Linked DNA regions of Homo sapiens: region 2 is linked to region 1. A link is an interaction called in ENCODE POLR2A ChIA-PET data of the cell type or tissue named here. Cell type or tissue: CD4-positive, alpha-beta T cell. All regions are shown on one strand.

The links. Peaks named below come from ENCODE experiments on the same cell type or tissue, not always from the same donor. Only the 100,000 strongest peaks of a DNase experiment are listed, where the experiment ranks them.
Region 2: POLR2A ChIA-PET joins it to region 1 with 7 read pairs; 3 of 35 experiments call an interaction of 5 or more read pairs at or near these places.

The regions. Positions count from the first base shown.
Region 1 is chr6:35,390,124-35,392,623 of GRCh38, reverse strand. The region is part of intron 2 of PPARD (peroxisome proliferator activated receptor delta); the gene reads right to left. Among named protein-coding and RNA genes, the nearest start is that of PPARD, 49 kb to the right of the region's middle. RefSeq lists an enhancer at 157-725. In CD4-positive, alpha-beta T cell, no CTCF peak of the experiment used is centred here; a DNase peak (open chromatin) is centred at 1,153; H3K27ac peaks cover 28 bases.
Region 2 is chr6:35,253,963-35,256,462 of GRCh38, reverse strand. All of the region lies in intron 1 of SCUBE3-AS1 (SCUBE3 antisense RNA 1), which reads left to right. Among named protein-coding and RNA genes, the nearest start is that of SCUBE3-AS1, 4.2 kb to the left of the region's middle. In CD4-positive, alpha-beta T cell, no CTCF peak of the experiment used is centred here; no DNase peak of the experiment used is centred here.

The DNA.
Region 1 (2,500 bases):
AGGCTTGGCACACCTTTCCCCCATTAATGCTTCCTGTCTCCCTCTCTCCCCCGAGGAACCCAGGCAGGCTGAGGCAATACCTTCCTTCATCCATCTGGACTGGCCTTGGAATTCCTGGGCCAATCTGGGGATCCCATGCATCAACCCTAAAGTGGGCCAGTGCCAGGTATGTGCAGCCTGTACTTCCCAGTCTGGGCAGGCGGAGGCTGGAACGGTGCCAGCAACTCACCTCTGCAACACAGCATGGAAGCATTTATTTCAAGGGTGGCTGGGGAGCGTCCAACAGCCCGCCTCCCAGCTTGCAGGACAGCCTGCCACATGCAGGGGAGGAACCAGTTTGCTTTGGGCAAACTGCTTCACTTCTCTGAGCCACCCTTGAAATAAATACTTCCGTGCTGCGTTACAGAGGAGAGCTGCTGGTGCGGTTCCAGCCTTTGCCTGCCCAGACTGGGAAGTACAGGCTGCATATACCTGGTGCTGGCACTGGCCCATGTTAGGGTTGGTGCCAGGGTTCCCCAAATTGGCCCAGGAATTCCAAGGGCAGTCCAGATGGATGAAGGAAGGCACCTCTCTCTTCCCTCTCACCTGTCAGGGCCTATAAGGCTTGGTGCTCTTCTGCTTGGTTCCGAGCACAACATCTGAGTGGTCAGTGCCACAATCATAACAACCAGCTGCCTCACAAAGGAGGCAGCTTGGCATAAGGACAAGGGCAGGGCTTTGTCCCCAGACAAAAATGGGTTTGAATCCTAGCTCTGTCACTCACTAGCTGAGTAGCTTTGGGCAAACTGCTTCACTTCTCTGAGTGTCTATTTCCTTATACGTACAGTCTCACATAGCTCAGAAATGACTTGGCTATGGTCACAGGGAGAGATGGCTGTAGAGCTTGGTCCCAGGTCCTGACATACTGGCTTCCAGAGCTTGTCTGACTATACTAGGATGTTTCTTAACTGCAGCTACACGTGACAGAGAAAACAGTCGTCTCTTTTCCTAAATGGCTGTCAGCAATTCCCAAAGTCAGGGAAAAGTTCCTTTCGAAGTTCACTGCCTTAATACAAAAGTAGCCTTCACAGATGCCAACTTAACTAGGTGAATCAAGTTAGCATCACTTTTACTAGGGCCAACTGGCACCACTGTGCCTCCTGATGTAAGCAACAGGAAGCACACCTCATCTATGTGGGTTCCCACCAACAACGTAAACCCGAATCTAATCACAAGGAAACAATCCAACAGATATGGAATGTGGACAATCTATGACACATCAAGCAAATGCGCCAAACTGTTAGCAACTGGTGAATCTTGGTGAAGGAAATACAGAAATTCATTGTTTTATTCTTTTAACTTTTCTCTAGTTTTAACCTTTAAGAGTAACTTTTAAATATTAAATATGTGTAGTATTACTCTTAAATCATTAAGTGATTTTTATTTGGTATTCATTTTGTGTTAATGCTCTCTTCCGCATTTTCTATTATCAGATGTCTATATCAGATAGAGATCATTTTTACATGCTAATGAAATATATACAATCATATATCACAATATATTTGTCCATAATAACAATAAACTATGCATTTATTTTATTTTTATTATTTTAATTTTTTAGATGGGGTCTCACTCTGTCACCAAGACTGTCACCACCCGGAGTGGTGCTATCATAGCTCACTGCAGCCACAAACTCCTGGGCTCCAGTGATCCTCCTGCCTCAGCCTCCTGAGTAACTGGGACTACAGGCACATGCCACCATGCTGGCTAATTTTTTTTATTTTTAATAGAGACAAAATCTTTCTCTGTTAACAGGCTGGTCTCAAACTCCTGAGCTCAAGCCATCCTCCTGCCTTGGCCTCTCAAAGTGCTGGGATTACAGGTGTGAGCCACTGTGCCCAACCAAACCACCAAACCACGCATTTAATGTTACATCTTTTTTTCTCTTTTTCTTTTCTTTCTTTTTTTTTTACAGAAACACCTCTGAAATTTTATCACAGAAAAAATAATTCCATTTATTATTATGACCACTCCTTATTTAAAAACTCATAAAGTGTTAGGAAAGATATAGAAAAAGTTATGATTTTGGGCATTCCAGGGAATTTCTATTACTTGTTCCTCAATCCTGAAAGTTAATAACTGTTGGGAATTTGGAAGTACCAGCATCTTGATGGCCAGCCTTCGTTATGACCCCTGCTCCCACATGGCAACATTCCACCTAGTAGCTCCAGCCAGAGAGCCCCACTCAAATAAAATATCATTTATGGGACTGTTTCAGGCACCATGTACAAAAGCACTGACCTAGACCCCTATGGGGAGAGATGACAAAAGGAGTAAAACACAGCCTGCCCTTGAAGAGGTAAGTATACAAACTGTGTGATGGAGGGCACATAAGAGGTGGCCACTGTGGAGGAAGAAATATTCCAACTTGGGAGCAGCAGGGATGATTCTGGAGTAGGTGTAATGGCCCTTTCTTCTAGCTGGGCCAGAAAACTAGAAAAGGCACTCCCAGGGAAGGCCA
Region 2 (2,500 bases), 140 kb after region 1:
AGATAAGGTGCAACATCAATCCTTTACCTGTTTTTTATTTTTATAGACATGAGTATTGAGAAACCTTGTTTCCACAATTGGGAAAGGAAGAGATTTGTTACAATGATATTCTTTGAGTCTTTGAACTTCTAAATTATATGCCAACAATCACAGAGTGATCTATTAATACTATCAAATAGAGTCTTCTTTTAATTTTGTTAAAAGCAAAGGATTAGAAACCACTGAACTTCCAAAAGGATTTAGTTATTAGAGTCTCAGTTTTGGTTTTATTAAACATGATTATTAATTATCTGTGACCTTTACACTCAGAGACACTTTGTTAATCAGATATTGATTTCCATACTTCTTTGCCTACACAATATTTTTTGGTAAAATTCTTTAATTATTACATGTCTTCAAGAACTTTTTGTTAAACTGAAATGCAGATTCAGCTCATTCACTGTATAGAAAACAACTGCCATTTGTGGAATTGGCAAAGCCAGTTTTCATTTCAAACCAATCAGCCAAATCAGACCTACTTTCTGTTAGAAACATGTCTGACTTTATTCTTCCATTCAAATAAATATGTTAACATTCATTTTGAGGAATATTATAAAAATTATTAGGAAATAAATGATTAACTATAGCTTATAAAATGGACCACTGATAAACCAGTCAAGATTAAAATTATTTAGACCTACTATTAACATAATAAATGGTAAAAATAAGATAGTACTGTTTTTCATTATATAATTAGGAATAATGCTGTATAATGTATAGTTAAATCCATCAGTTTTGAGAAGTCATATAGAAGGCATATATTCCCTTGGTAAATGTGTGTGCCTGCTTTCATCAAACTCTTGTTGTTCAGCTTTTGGGAACAATTAAATGAGAATCATGTCTAAAAATCAGAAATAACTAATAATCTTGTTACACAAATTTTTTTCTTCTGTATTTTTTAGAAAGGAAAGCTGTATTTGCTAAGAAATAATGAATTGAGCAGCTAGCAATTTCACTTTTTACTAGGAGGTAGAAAATAATAAACATTTTATATAAGATAAAATAGGAAGACTGATTGCAATGGGAATATTTTGATATGAAGTGGAAAATAATTGCTCCCTCCAAGCTCCTCAGGTTTTTACACCCTGGACCATGCATCAAGATTCAGTGTAGGGGAGAGACATTCCTTTCTTTTGTAAAGTAGGACAAGGACTATGGTGAAAGTGGGGGCAGTGGTAGAGTGGAGAATGTGCATGAATATGTCAGCTGGCTCCCAAATGGATTGGTTTTTAGAATTTTTTTTTTTTTTTTTTTTTGAGACGGAGCCTCGCTCTGTCACCCAGGCTGGAGTGCAATGGCATGATCTCAGCTCACTGTAACCTCTGCCTCCCGGGTTCAAGCGATTCTCCTGCCTCAGCCTCCTGAGTAGCTGGGATTATAGGCGCGTGCCACCACGCCCGGCTAATTTTTGTATTTTTAGTAGAGATGGGGTTTCACCTTGTTGGTCATGCTGGTCTCAAACTCCTGACCTTGTGATCTGCCTGTCTTGGCCTCCCAAAGTGCGGGGATTACAAGCATGAGCCACTGTGCCTGGCCGTTTTTTTTGTTTTTGTTTTTGTTTTTTGAGATGAAGTTTTGCTCCTGTTGCCCAGGCTGGAGTGCAGTGGCACGACCTCGGCTCACTGCCACCTCCGCCTCCTGGGTTCAAGCGATTCTCATGCCTCAGCCTGCCAAGTAGCTGGGATTACAGGTGCCTGCCACCACGCCCGGCTGTTTGTTTTTTTTTTTTTCTGAGATGGAGTCTTGCTCTGTTACCCAGGCTGGAGTGCAGTGGCCCAATTCAGCTCCCTGCAACCTCCCCTTCCTGGGTTCAAGAGATTCTCCTGCCTCAGCCTCCCAGGTAGCTATAATTACAGGTGTGCACTGCCACACCCGGTTAATTTTTGTATTTTTAGTAGAAATGGGGTTTCACTATGTTGGCCAGGCTGGTCTCAAACTCTTACCTCAGGCGATCCGCCCGCTACAGCCTCCCAAAGTGCTGGGATTACAGGTGTGAGCCAGTGCACCCGGCCTGGTTTTAGAAAATATTTTATAGGGAAGTTGAGGATCTGGAAATTTATTCCTTTAAAACTCTCCTCAGACTGATTTGAGGCTATTTCCTGGGTATTCCTTGCAGTCTTACGTACCCTAGGAAAAATCTTCATTTACCCCACTTGGAAGACTTCTTAATATAGGCATATCCAAACTCCAATGTCCCTGACTATCCATTATTTTGAGACACCAAAGCAAATGTCCTACGAAGTAAGGAGGAAGACGTGTTGTTCTTAGAATAGAAGTGAGTTATGAGAGAAGTCAAAGAGGATGGCTCCAAGTTGGTATAGTGTGAAGGTCATGGATATGGTCCTTGGCTTTGCAGTTCTAGAAGTGTGATTTTGGGTCAGTCCACACAAAGGTGTTCATGTTTTGTCACATTAAATCAAACTCATAGGAAGTTAATGTACATAATAGAATGCCAGTGCAT